Regions from separate parts of the Homo sapiens genome. Here region 2 is linked to region 1. A link is a contact called in ENCODE Hi-C or POLR2A ChIA-PET data. All regions are on one chromosome and are shown on one strand. Each heading gives the region's core, a stretch centred on a gene start or an enhancer-like site at or near the end of the contact. The rest is flanking DNA. Distances are from core to core; before and after follow the strand shown.

The links. Hi-C counts contacts between places; a loop is a spot of excess contacts on that map. ChIA-PET counts read pairs that join two places held with the same protein, here RNA polymerase II (POLR2A). Pooled maps may share reads with other maps.
Region 2: a map of heart right ventricle shows a loop between it and region 1 (4-fold over the local background). The contact joins the promoter of MYCT1 here to the promoter of SYNE1 in region 1. A Hi-C loop is called at or near these places in 6 of 168 maps with a recorded cell type or tissue (IMR-90, cardiac septum, endothelial cell of umbilical vein and 2 more) and 6 of 50 pooled maps. POLR2A ChIA-PET finds 5 or more read pairs at or near these places in 1 of 52 experiments (T-cell).

Annotation. Positions count from the first base shown.
Region 1 is chr6:152,634,181-152,641,635 of GRCh38, forward strand. SYNE1 (spectrin repeat containing nuclear envelope protein 1) reads right to left here and starts at 3,182. Exons shown (of 146, transcript NM_182961.4): 1 at 3,009-3,182; 2 at 2,458-2,625. RefSeq lists an enhancer at 680-809.
Region 2 is chr6:152,695,358-152,702,812 of GRCh38, forward strand. It overlaps MYCT1 (MYC target 1), which reads left to right and starts at 2,540. Exons shown (of 2, transcript NM_025107.3): 1 at 2,540-2,741. The coding sequence starts at 2,546.

The DNA of each region.
Region 1 (7,455 bases), core at 1,932-4,431:
GTATTAGGAAACTACTGCAGAAAATTTCAAACCCTGCAATGACCAGAGACAACGTGGCTCATTTCTAACCAAAAAGAAAATGAACTGAGAACATAAACACATAAACAGATTCACAACAGCAGGAAGTACAGATATTAATTAAATGTCTAAACATGTATAAGAATAGCACTAATATTGAAACCCACTATTGAATAAAATTTTTAGTCATGAATAAATTTCAGTTTCCCTTCTATTCAAGTCTTTTGCTGAAGAGAGTTCACATACTGTTTAATTTTAAATTTAATTATTTTTTTCTCTATTCACCCATTAATAATGGTACTAATTAATGAATACTAAGATGGCTAAAAGAGAAGAACAGGGATATCTTTGAATTAATGTAAGTATATTACTAATAAATGTGTGCAGGTTATCAGGGAACAATGCTGTTTCTTATTCACTAGTATGAATTATACAGAGTAACAATAAGAAATGATCTTTTCCATAGAAGAACATGAACAAGTAAGCAAAAGACAAAGTGTATAGCAGAAATCAGCATGAAAGATGTTCAGTGTCATAATTAAATTTTGTTTATTGTAAGCCTAAAGTATAAATTACAACCAAAGACATCTGCAACCTTCTTTTTTTCCCTTGCTACAGTATATTGCACACCTTGCCAAACATTAGTTCTCGTTAGATTAGACCACAAAGAAGTACACATTTAAGAGGAGACACACAGAGGACCTCGCAGAGGCGTTTGGGCCCTGCATGCCTGTCACATTCAGACCACAGGGTGTGGCTGCAGTAGCTAGAGCTGGAGTTGTGAAAATGCCACCAACCTTGCCCAGTTATGGGCTTCCTACATCCTGTGACAGTCACACCTCCTTTCATTTCCAAGATGCTGTGTGTGCAGCATAGTTATCAGAAAGTAGGCCCAGTGCAGCACCAAACAATTCTTGAACATTTTTAAATGGCAAACTAGCTTTTTCCAATCTCCTCTCCCTGGCAGGAAGGACTCAAGTAAAAAAGAGTTCTTAAATGAGGTCAATGAGGACAGAAGAAAACCAGTTTGTGAAAATCATTAGTTCAGAAAGATGAAAGTGAGACTATAAAATAAGAGCTAGGCAAATATTTCCAAAGCCTAGCAAATATTGTTATCTGGGTCAGTCTGAAGCTGTTTCTTAATCTTCAGCATGAAACATATTAAGTTAGTATAGATCTCTCACATTTTGTTCTAAATCTGCCACAAAGTAATGAACAGAAAAGAAAAAATAGATATGTATTTTGTCACACTGTTCCGGTGATATCAGGAACTTTTTAGCCATACTACAAATCTTTTTTCACCATGGGGAATAAAAAGCCTCTCAAAGAACAATCGTCATGACTCGTGATTAAATTCGCATTTTATGAAGATGTAGGTCATATTAATGACCTTTGCCTCATTGAAAATTATTATACTTTCTCTTGCATAGGTCTGGCTTCTGTATACGAATGTTGTCTTTAGGAAAGTCATTCTCAGATGAAGACAAAAAATGGATGGGCATTAAAGAAGAGAAAAATAATTCATTTTTAACTTTCTTAACATTCACAGGAACATTTCAGATACAAGTTTTCCACCCCAAAACGAAAAGCTCAGAAATGAACATTGTGGGATGCTAAGGCTTCATTGCTGATATTTCCCTCTGGGCTGGACCTGACTCTATTTACGGAAGGGGGCAGAACTTCCAGCATCCAAAGTCTGGGATCCCAGTCAGCACACCCAGCCTGCCTTCCCAAGGGGCTTCTTCCTGTGCGGCTGATGGCTGCTTCGTTTTGCACGGATGCCTGCCCGTTGGGATGCACCTGGCCGCCTGTGCACCACCATTTCCCAGAACTCCTCCGCCAGCAATGCAAGATCTCTCTATGTGAAACGTATCTTTATAAAGAGGAGACGAAAGTTCTCTTGCCCTCTAGTGCAGGCTCTGCCGGGAAGCAACTGCACCATGACAGCGCCGCTGGAGTCTGACGCGCCAGGGCCTCCGCGCAGCCTTCAAGCCATTTCCCTCCCCCAGCCCTTCCTAAAATAGTCAGGGGGTGGAGGAAGGGAGGCTCCTAGAATCTGTTCAACGCCCTACCTCTCCCATCTGATAGTAGCAACAGTACCGACCATCACAATAAGAGGCTGGCTGCCTTTTGCTTCTGCACCATTGGAGCCCAGGAGATGTGCCACAAGCGGAAATGACAACTCAGAGAGGGGGATATTAATAGGGACATCTACGTACGAGATGCAAAGAGGCTCCCCAACCTCCTAGTCTCCTTATCTATGAGTATCGCACACGTACACACATCACTGCCACCACCCCCTCCCATCAAGCACGCAGAGCCCCAGCGTGCAGGCACAAACTTGCTGACAATTTGTCTGCAATGTGTTCGTCTTGCACCTCTCTCTCCTCTCCCTGTCTCTGTCTCTCCCTGTCTCCCAGTCTCTGTCTTTCCTTTTACCTTCTCTCTCGGCCTCGTTCAGTTTCCCAGCAGCAAGGCGAAGCGAGCGAACGCTTCCTCCCGGCTCTCTGCGCCCAGGCTCGGCGGGACCCCGGGGATGCGCGGCTGTCCGCCCGCCCTGTCGCCGGGATCGGGCGCGGTCTGCAGGACTGCGGGAGCCCAGCCGCCCTGGTGACAGAGGACAACAATCTCAGCCCGCTGCGGCCGGCGGCCGCGGCCCGGCGCCCGCGCTCACCCTGGCTGGCTCGCCCACACTCACTCCCGCGCCGGGCTGCTCAGCCGCGCTCCCCGCCCTCCGCGACCGGTTCCTCCTCCCGGCTGCTCGCTGGGGGGTGAGGCCTCCCCCTTCGCCCTCCCCCACGCATCTACTGCTCCTGTCGGGAAGGAAGGTCGCCCAGGCCGGTTCAGCCTCTGGGCAGGGTCCCTGCACCGCCCTGGCCCGCCACACCCCCTCCCCGGCTCCGTGCCCCGCGCCCCGCGCCCGGCTCCGGGATGCGCCGGTGCCTGGAAGAGCTGGGGGCGGGGACCCGGAGGCTCGCAGGCTTCCCTACCTCCTGGAGATGCACGGCCTTGGGCGTTTCTCCGCAGCTGCAAAGCTGTGCTGTGACCCACCCGCTCAGCGAGCCTTTATACCGGGACCACCTCCCGGGGGTCGAGGTGGGAAGGAAATGTCCCTGAGAGCCGGGACGCGCTGCCTCCGCTGCCTGGAGGAGCTGCGCTGTCCTGCCAGCTAACTTTTGCCCACGGTTTCCACTGCCCGGGTGACCTTTCTGAGCGGAACCTATCCTGAAAGGCTGGGAGGTTCCCTGATGGTCCCAGGAAGGGCGTGATGCAGAGCAAAGAGCAAAACCCGCTGGCTCCTTTTTCATCAACTTCCGAAAGATCCTAAATCGTTTTGGCTGCCAAGTCAGTAGCAAATAACTTAATTTGAGGGAGACTGGTCAGGCTTTATAGATCTTTTTTAATGTTATGTATAAAGTTTAGACTTCTTGAGAAAGCGCTTGACATCTTTAATTCTTGACTGTTTATTATGATGATTCTAAAAACCACTTTTAGGTTCTTCAGGTGCACTGTATGCACCCTGTACATTGCGGAGCCATTTGTATCTTTGGCCACAAGTCCTTCTCGTGGTGTAAGAGATCTTGGTGTTGCCTGGTAGCATTCAGGAGAATTTATTTTGTTGTGGTTTTATGGTATCCAGGCAAAGTCAAACACAGTCTCTCTTCACCAACAGTGAAGTCCAAGTCCAACAGGATGATTGCAGCTAAAATAATCGAAGCCATGTTGCAATAATCTTAAAAGTAATAATCCCCCCCTTGAATCTCCAATCTGAACAAAACAGTCATTTATCCTCTAAATTTGCTGAAAGGAAGGAGCAGTTTATAAAGTAGATGAAGTTTCTCTTTGCTGCCTGCCTTTCCCTTACCTGCTGCCAACATTCCCACTGCCTAGCTTTCCATTTTCTTCAAATTCTCCTTCTTCTGGATCGTGTCAAAATAATAACATCTGAAACAAATCTGGTAAACCAATCTGATGTGTTCCTCTTCTTTGTGCTGACTTTTGTTTTTTTTTAGAGAGAGAAACCAAACAATGGATCTCTATTTGCAGAACTTGCTACCTCCAAAAGTTGGGCCTGGAGGAGGAGTGTTTGGGATCACTCTCAATGTATGCCCTGCCTCTGCCTGAGGGCAACAATCCTGGGGCACCCCCAGAGCCCCTTGTGGAGACAACCACCAGAGCATAATTATTCCAGGTCAGCCCTCTGTGCCCAGTGGCCACAAAATGGGGTCCAGATTTCCAGGCTTGCCACTCAGAAGAAACAGATCAGAATGGCTCAGCTCACCCTCTCAATCCCTACCTTCATAGAATCAATCCACCCTGCCGGCTTTTGAAGATGGGTAGAAAGTTATTGTGCCAACTTTGCCATTCTTTTTGTTTGTTTGTTTGTTTGAGATGGAGTTTCGCTCTTGTTCCCCAGGCTGGGGTGCAATGGTGCAATCTCGGCTCACTGCAACCTCCGCCTCCCAGGTTCAAGCAATTATCCTGCCTCAGCCTCCTGAGTAGCTGAGATTACAGGGATGCGTCACCACACCTGGCTAATTTTGTATTTTTAGTAGAGACAGGGTTCCTTCATGTTGGTCAGGCTGGTCTCAAACTTCCGACCTCAGGTGACCCATCCAGCTCGGCCTCCCAAAGTGCTGGGATTACAGGTGTGAGCCACTGCACCTGGCCACCAACTTGCTATTCTACACGTTAAGCAACTACTTTCTTGGGTTTACTTACTTGAGAAGTGAGCCACTTAAAACACAAGCCTGAAACATTGCTTCCACCAACTAAAACTCCTCTACTAGGCCTAATCTCTGTTCTCACAGGCTGAGACAGACAGAAGCATAGAGCTGTCTTGCTGGCATTGATTCCCTATACAGCTGAAATCCCATTCTCAGCTAAACTTTATCCTCTGTAGAAGGACTAAGCACATTTTAGAGTTTTGCAAAGGGCTTGTCAGTTTCACACACCCCAGGGAAGGGTGTTGTAGCTCCATTTACTCAACAGCTATTGCTTGAACACTTACCACATAACAAATATTGTCCTAAGTGCTGGGGCTACCGTGGTAAGCAAACTCTGACCGGGCTCTTGCCTTCATGGAGCTTACAGTATGATGGGGGAAGAGCCAGACATTCATCAGAGAACCACACAAATACTTATAAAACCCCATTCTCCAAGCAAAGGCAAATGTTGCTATGAGAGCTTTCAAGAACGGGAGTTGGCCAGGCATGGTGGCTCACACCTGTAATCCCAGCATTTTGGGAGGCCAAGGCAGACAGATCACTTGAGGACAGGAGTTCGAGACCAGCCTGGCCAACATGGTGAAACCCCATCTCTACTAAAAATACAAAAATTGGCCAGGCACGGTGGCTCATGCATGTAATCCCAGCACTTTGGAAGGCCGAGGCAGGCAGATCACAAGGTCAAGAGATCAAGACCAGCTTCACCAACATGGTGAAACCCCATCTCTACTAAAAATATAAAAAATTAGTTGGGCATGGTGGCGCATGCCTGTAGGCCCAGCTACTCAGGAGGCTGAGGCAGGAGAAACACTTGAAGCTGGGAGGCGGAGGTTGCAGTGAGCCAAGATTGCACCACTGCACTCCAGCCTGGCGACAGAGTGAGACTCTGTCAAAAAAAAAAAAAAATAGCCAGCGTGGTTGTAGGCGCCTATAATCTGAGCTACTCGGGAGGCTGAGGCAGGATAATTGCTTGAACCTGGAAAGCGAAGGTTGCAGTGAGCTGAGATCGTGCCACTGCACTCCAGCCTGGGTGACAGAGCAAGACTCAGAAAAAAAAAAAAGGAGGGGAATTAATTTATTTCAGGGATTAGAAAGGCTTTGCTAAGGGAGTGACATCTGAACAGTGAGGTGCAGGAACTAGGTGAACGTGAGCAGGTGGGAAATTGGGAGAGCGCTCCAGACAGAAGGAACAGCATATGCAGAGGCTCTATGGAAGAAAAGCACATGGTGCATTGCAGGAACTGAGGAAGACTGATGAGGTTGCAGAAGAAAAAGCAAGGGAGGGGCCAGGAGGTTTAGGGAATGGTGGGCCCAGTACAGCTGGAAACAGAGCCAAGGGCAGACTATGCCAGTCTTAAAAACTGAACCAAAGGGATGGCCCTTTACAAGAAGCCATTAAAGTGTTCTCAGTGCAACATGATTAGATTTATGTTTTAAAATGTTCTCTTTGGCTAAAATGTGAAAAAACAGATTAGAAGTGGAGCCAGAATCAATAAACATGGACCAGTTAGGAAGGTGGTGCTGTAATCCTTTAGAAAAGACTGTGGTATTTATTATTAGAGTGATGGTGGTGGGAAAATGTAGACAGATTTGAGAGATATTTAATAGATAAAACTTACAGGGCATAAGGCCATGTTGTGCTATAGACTGAATAGGTATGTTCCCCCACCCCCAAACTCATATGTTGAAACCTATCCCCAGTGTCATGGTATTAGGAGGTGTGGCCTTTGGGGGTGATTAGGTCATAAGGGTAGAACCCTCATGCATAGAATTAGTGTGCTAATAAAAGGAACTTGGAGAAGTCCTTGCCCCTTCCACCATGTGAGAACACATCAAGAAGACAGCCATCTATCAACCAGGAAGTGGGTTCTCACCAGACACTGAATTTGAAGGTGCCTTGATCCTGGACTTCCAGCCTCCAGAACTGTGAGTAGTAAGTGTCTGTTGTTTGTGAGCCACCTGTACTATAGTATTATGTTACAGCAGCCCGAACAGACTAAGACATGTGTCAACAGGAAGTTAGAAAAGTATAATGGTTAAAGTATTGGGTTTTAAAGCAAGAAAGGCCTGGGTTTGAGTCCCAGCTTTACCATTAAGTGCCTATGTGATTTTTAGCTAGGAATTTAACCTCTTGTGAATTCAGGTTTACAACCCTGCAATTCAGGATTCTAATAGTATCTCATTCATAGAGCTGTTGTGGGGACTACATGAGCTAATGCCTGAATAGCACTCAGCACTTCAGTGCCTGGCATGTGGTCAATAAATGAAAGATATTATTAGCATCATTATTATGCTTCTAGTTATTATTACTATTAGTCTAGATGTTTCTGAAGTTGGCAAACCATCACTCTCCATTTCACATTGCAATAGCCTAATAGAGCTAGGACACCAGTTCCTGAGAGCAACAAAATACAATCCCAGGGCCATCACAGGCTGAGAGACAGCTGCCAGGACAGCAACCTGACTTCCTCCTCCACCAGGCCCAGGGCCTGTCCTCCTCATCCGTCTTTTCATTCTGTCTCACTTTACAAAGAATCTTCTTCTTATATATCACTGTAGTTGGGCCCCCAAGGTCCCCTGTCTGCATTAGCAAGAGGTACCAAAGATAGCAACAGTTGCAGATTGCCTTCAGCCCAGCTTCATCCCAATGCCTGCATCATGGTGTTCTATACATTTGTAAAATATGAGACATTGTGCCCATATGAAATCA
Region 2 (7,455 bases), core at 1,290-3,789, 61 kb after region 1:
ACACATATATAGCATAATGTCAGGGTATGATAAATAACATAGGGTCAGGAGACAGAGCATGGTTTAAGTGGGAACACTTTAGACAGGGTGGTTAGCGAGTGCCTGTTGAAGAGTGACTTCTGGCCAGAGACGTGAATGAGGAGAGTGAGGAAGTCATGTGAATATCTGAGGCAAGAACAAACTTCTCAATGTACTTTATGACCACTGGAGAACCCAGACCTAAAGACCCAGGTTATGAAATAATGAGCAGTAGAAAAGCAAACCTAACAGTTTTGTAAAGATAAAAATCAAGTTCCTGTTGTGGCATGACAAGTCATGGGACTCAAAAATCACGTAGACATAAACATTCACTTAGATAGATCCATGCCAGGGAAAGGTATGAACCCTTACCAAGCAAATTACATACACAGACAAGAGCCAGTGCTGTCCACAAGCAAGCTATTCCTAGGTCATAAACTGATTTAAGAAACACATTTTCTTTAGAGTTTTGACTGGGTTGTGGCCATCTGCAAAAATGAAAACCCATTGGGAGAAAATCTGCATAGTTCAACATAGAACAATGAAAGGAAGTGTCAGCCTGTATCCCAGCCCTGAAATGGAATGAGCTCTGTTTCTGCACAGAAGGCAGTTGAGACAATGTCAGTTACCCATTCCACTCATTTTGGTTTATTTTAAGGAAAATGCAATCTATGCAGTGTTTAGGAAATTATATACACCTTTGAAATTAGGATTTATTGCAATCAGGTAACCTTTAATAATGCAAAATGTGTATTTAAAAATACATTTAGTAATTAAGAATCGTACTCGATGCTTTTAGAACAGTAAAGTGATTAGTATTTCAATATACTTTCATCCAGATTACATTTTCTTCAGAAATAACATGTTCTTTTAATTTTCTATTTTTATGAACTTTGTTAACAATATTGAAAAGTAAAGACAACTGTTGAAATGTAAGCCCTTTTTGTCTGTTAAGTAATAGTAGGAGCTTTTATTTACTGGATTATTTGAAAATAAACTTTAGCAAGAATATTATAGAGGTGAGTCTTTATATTTGCTCAGTGAATTCTCTAAATTTTCTATGACGTTTTATAATTCTCTTAGATGATTTATATTTTAATTTCTAATAAATTTATACTTAAATTCACAAAAAAATGAGACTGATCAGAAACAACCTCATTTTGGAAGAAGCAGGACTGCAAAAATTAATATAACTGTCTTTTTTTGTTGTTTTCTTAGAACTACTCAGGAATATATTACAGACTTCACAAAGAGGAATACTACTTTGCACTAAGTCATATTCTAATGACTAATAAGTTAGAATATGATTAATACAAGATATATGCAAGAGTTCAGGCTAGAGTTACTCAAAGATTGATGAAGCCAGATCATGGAATGCAGTTTAGCGCAGTTACTAGGTGCAGTTTGACACGTTATTCACAATTTCCAGTGCCTCCAAAGTCCTCAGAGGATCCAGTCTAAACAAGCAAAGCTTGAGGAAAGACTCTTGAAATGTTAACTAACTTGTGTTTCTCAAAATGTTTCATGTAACTCTTTCCTATATCAGTTCTCAAACTTCTCTATAAAAAACAAATTCCTGAGATCGTTGTACCCTTTGTTATAGCACTTAACAAACTTTGTAATGAAAAATTTTGCATTTATGTTTTCCCTCCTTGATTTTAAATATATTTCTTCAATGTAGAAACTGTTTTTTCATACTAAATACTAAGTAAAGAGTAACACAAATTTTATATAAATTACACTTAGATATTTATGAAATGAATTAAATAACTTTCAAAATTTGTATACCAAATAGAGAAACAGACATGTTAAGAATATAGTGGCCGAGCGCAGTGGCGCATGGCTGTAATCCCAGCACTTTGGGAGGCCAAAGCAGGTGGATCACTTGAGGTCAGGCCTAGTTCATGACCAGCCTGGCCAACATGGTGGAACTCCATCTCTAGTAAAAATACAAAAATTAGCCGGGTGTGGTGGCACGCGCCTGTAATCCCAGCTACTCTGGAGGCTGAGGCAGGAGAATCGCTTGAACCTGGGAGGGGCAGGTTGCAGTGAGCCGAGATCGTACCACTGCACTCCAGCCTGGGCGACAGAGCGAGACTAAGTCTCAAAAACAACAACAACAACAACAACAAAGAATTTAGTAAGTATCTGAGTTTTGAATAGTCCTTTCCCCCAATTTACTATATAAATTTAATTTTCAAGCATTGGAACGTGGTCTATTTCTCAATTCTGTATACATTTAATTCAAGGTGCTGTAGCTGAGAGTTTGGAGTCTTCCTTTCCATGTCAGTAGGGGATGAGGAAACACACACACACACACACACAAACACACACACACACACACAACCCTGTTATCCTAAAAGCAGTTTTGGAGGTGGCTGAGAGGAGAGAACTTAGGAACTTAGCTGAGGAAATGATGAAAAGGACATTGTTTTGTGTCTCAGGAACCATGTGGAATTCCAAGATAAGAAAAACAGTTGCTAATTTGAGTATAAAAGCAGGAAACATGATACACTTATTTCCTTTTATGCGAACACAAGTATATGAGGGGTTGTGTAAAAATTATTTTTCTCTTGCTGTACTACAAAGAGATAGAATCAAACTGCTTTTTTTCGACATACTGGTTTTTCTTTCTGTTTTTCTTCTCTTTCTTCTATTTCTTGTGGATATTATGGCTAATAACACAACAAGTTTAGGGAGTCCATGGCCAGAAAACTTTTGGGGTAAGGTATTTTCTTTTACTGTTTAAAATTTAAAATTAGGATGTAAGAAATGCACTGCGTGATTATTAAAACAGTGAAAATCTCTGAGACATTTTGTTTACTATAATGTGATTACTTAAAGTTTTCATGTTTATTAACAGAAATCTATTTCATACGTTTATTAGCAGAAATATATTTATAGATATAAATATATACTTATATATTTATTTGTCTTTATAGTGTTCTATGAAGATATTCAAGAAGAATCTGGGTATTAAGTACAGATTTTGGCTGGTGTTACAAAATATAATTAGGAAATAGTGAGGATAAAAATAAAAAACATAAGGTGGAGGTAATTCCTGCTTAGAATATGGCATGTAGATTTTGTTGGAAAAATTAACTTTCATTTGTTTGAAGGTTATAGATTATATATTTTATTTTATGAAACTGAGATTTTCCATAGAGGCTATTTTCACTTATGTTGTGAATGTTATATGCTTTAATTTCCAAAGTGAATCCTAATAACATCTGTACTTAAATGAGTGAATTTAAAGTGCAATAACACAGGTAAAATAAATGAATGACTTTAGAGTATAACAAATAAAACATGGAATAATATGAAATTTGAGAAAACTATAGTAGAAAAGATTAAGTGGAAATAACATCACGTGTAACATTCAATGGAATCCTATCACAGGGGTTGGGGGGAAAGAACAATACAAAAGTATTTTTTGGAGAATTTTTTGTCTGAGTCCAGCCACAGCTAACAGTCCAGTGTTCCCTGATGTTGACAATGGGACTGTGCTGAGGTCAAAACTCAGTTGCTCCAGGTTAGAGGTACAAAGAAGATGGGCTCACATGGGGAGTTGACATGTACTCTTGGGTTCAGGGAAATTTTTATATTAAAGGAGGCAATTTAAATTAAATTCAGAAAAACACTTTAATGAAGAAAATAGTATATATGGACAGATCTGTTTATATGGCCAGAACAAGTTTTTAATCCTCTCAGTGTACAATTCAGACTTTCTGCTGTGATTCAAGGTGGGGTTTTGGGAACTTTCACATAAACAGTGAGCAGTAGTGGCCGACTTTTCCCAGCAATCTATATGTCTACCATCACAGAAATTTGCATGAAAAGAATTCACTCCAGTCCTTTAACCTATGTACTTTCTTAGATGAAAAATGTGGGGACAAATATTTATTGGTTTTAAAAGATATTAAAATTCAGCATAAGAAAAAAAAGAATTAACTCATTCTTTTTTTCTCACCTACATTTATGTTTGCTGGAAGACTGAAAAGGAAGGATATTGGTGAGCTCCTAATAAATTTATGTAACAGAATTAAGAAGAAGAAAAAAGATTATTCTAGTACATTGTAAAGAAAGGCTTTGGTAATAGGTTATTTTAGGTAGCTAGCACTAGACAGAAGCCTTTGAATTGTAGATGTCTGATTATATGCTTGTTAAAATATTATTTGCTGTCCTCACTTATAGAGAAAATAAGTGCTAAATGCACACTGAAAAAGAGCTAGAGTCTGTCTAAATCAAATTCATCATTATAAAAGTGTTCTGTATAAATTATTCAAAAGTAAAGTAGTTTTTGCAAAAATTAATATGTAGAAGTCAATCTATTTTTTTCAAACCATTCAAAATTAAATTTCAGGTTTACTTAAAAAAACAAATCATTATTCACTGACTAAAAGATTAAAATAAACTTGATATTAATAAGAGAATGTTTAGTTGGAGTTCACCTATTGATTCTAAAAATTTAGATATTTTTAATATGGAAATCTGTGCTTAAGAGGGAATTAAAACCTGTTATTTCAAAGCCAAATACTAGTTTTTCCTTTCTCTTGTTATGTGACTGTAATGAAAATTAGATGAAAATAATGAAAACCAGAAAGGGGAGTGTTACATTGATAAACATTAACAAAGCCAATGGAAACATGGAGAGCAGATATAATGTTTGATGATTTTAGGAAAATATATAAAAGATTGTATTATTGCCTCTGGGGTAAAAATATGAAGTATAAAATGTGAATAAAAATATAAACATATAAAATGTATACATTTCCTGAAATATAAATGTCAATCTTTTAAATTTCCATTGCTTTTGTGTATCTAAATTGATGTCTATTTTGACCACTGACTCCTCAAAAATATTATTTTGAGAATCTTGTACAATGCAGTGTAATGCATTGTTATTGCTTCCAAAATCAGTCATCTGCTTGGCACATTGAATTTGGAAAATAAAGAAAAACAGCTTAGAAAAGGAAAACTTGTACATTGAACCATATAAATTGCTCAGACGTAGCACACTTTAAGGTACAGAAAAAGTTGTTTTCCCAATATAACTTTTCTGGTTTACTTTAATGAGCGCTAAATGATGGCATAATAATATCGGGTTATTACCAAAAACAATAGCTTGCATTTTCATAGCTATCACCCACTAAAACTTCCTAAAGGTGTGCAAGCATTTAAGTGCAAGGGTTGGCAACAAAGTTAGCCTGAAAGTGACAACACAGATGCAGACTATCACCTTCCACTCCCTATTTTTGCTTTCTTTAACGCACTTCCTTTCTCTATAAACATTCCCATGAAAGCTGCAGGAAACATGGCCCGTGAAAATTTGCCATGTCCTCCTCTAAGGCAATAGGAGACAAATACTGAACTCAGTTATTCTCTCAGTACTTGAGAGTCCTGTAGAAGACGTAGTTTTGGTTGTTTCTGCTGTCTTGCTTTGCATTTTTTTCCTTATGGCTAGCTTTGTGAAAAGTTGGGGGAAGATGTGGTTGCAGGAGTTTGCATTTATTCACTTAATTCAATTCTCACCAAAAGTACAATGTCTGTCTCAAAAGGATTATGCTCTTGGAGGCAATTATGCGTCTATACATATGCTACATATGCACATACAAACCTATATAGTTGTGGAATAATACAAGATAACATATGATAAAATAGCAATGGTTGATAATATGAGTTAAAACAATATATGGCAGAAATAATCCCTAAATCTTTCTCAGAAAAAAAATGAGGTGCTATCTGTTCCTAGAAAGATAAATTTCAGACAGGGAGATAATTCTAAGAAGGACATTCTAGTCATTCATTTTTTTCCCTCACCAACTCATTCTCATCCAGTTCATTAGTTCACTCAGAAGCGTTCGCTGACCATATTAGGCAATGTGTTAGGAGTCAGTGACACAAATAAGGCATTTCAAGAGGTTTGGGGAGCTCAGGAAAAATGTCACCAGCAAATATGCAGAAGTAAAAACACCCAGGCATGTTTGTGGAGAAAAGAACGTCTTGGCTAGAGATTCTGTGTGTGGTCGTTTCAGGGACATAGTTTGTAAGGCAGGTTGGAGGCAGATTTCTGCAAGATTTGAATGTCAGCGTGAAAGTTTGATCTAATTAAGCCTGATCACTTGCAATCCAGTGATTTATAATCTCTCCATATTCCTCCCTCTGGGAATTTTCTTTAAGGTTGGAGAGGGTGTGTGGATGGGTGGAGGGGTGGAGGGGTTATATATTCTGTGTATTGGAGAGGGGGGACCTTTGTGCTTGATCAAGTTCTGGCCTCTGCTGACATCTACTGACATGTATTTCTCATCAGCTTTTGAGACATTGCCCTTTCTCTGATTTTCACTGCCGAAATCTCCTACTATAAAATCTGGCTCACATGATCTGTGTAATATTAGCTAACAGCATGGCTTTTCCTTTCTGTAAATCCCTCTGGTCTACTGGCCCTTATTCGGGTACTTCTCCATCTGTCTCAATGGCACAGAATAATTTTCAATATTGTCCCGTAACCCTAGAGCTGCAGGAGCCTTCCTTAGGAGGTTGGGCTACATCAGGTGCCCTTGGCCTGGATGCAGTAACACTATGTCCCCTGCTCCCTACCTCACTTCCTTATCTGCCCTTCAGATACCCAAGGGTTCTCAGAGCGGCTTGCCATCTTTCCCAGGAAGCTGGAAATAAGTACCAGTTCCTCTGGGATTCCCTAATCAATCTGTAGCTCATCACAGGGAGGGCTGGAGAGTGATGCTTCCCTTCTCCAAAACCCTTACAGGTCGTATTCTATATAGCTCTTCTCTTTGTCTCCCCAAAGCTCCTCCTCTTTAGATGCATGGAAATTGACTCATAGGCCATGGTTTATTCTTTCCTATACTGTTTATGATAAAAAGTTATGTTCTTAAGTCCTTTAGGCTGTTAGCTTTTAGAAACTGAACCAAACAAAGAAACTCAAAGCACTCTTTTCTATTTCGAAATATCCAACTATTGCAGTAAAAATGTTGGCTTTCAAACAATTATTTATTCTATATGTTTAAAAAATTATTTAGTAATTTAAATGTGAAGTATTGACTTTTCCTTTTTCTATGCATCCTTGCTAACAGACTTAATTCTCTCTAAGGTAATTGATGAGATGCAGGGTTGTGAACTGATTTGTTGGGGATCAAGTGCTGTCAAGAGGAGGGATCCCTGGCTACTAGCAGCAAATACTGTTCTTTAGCCTGTAGAAAAATATGGCCCTTAGGGACCACCCCAGCAGATGGGCATAGGATGTTCCCCAAGAAGTTAAGAGGGGAACAGGTTTATGGCCTGGGCATATGTCCCAAGAATTTCCACTATATCTTCCCCAAATTTGGAAACAAATACTATGTCTCAAATTCGTTTTTTCAATTTGTATTTTAAAAAGAAATGTCTGTGTTGCATATTAATAGTCTATTCATTAGTTCCCCT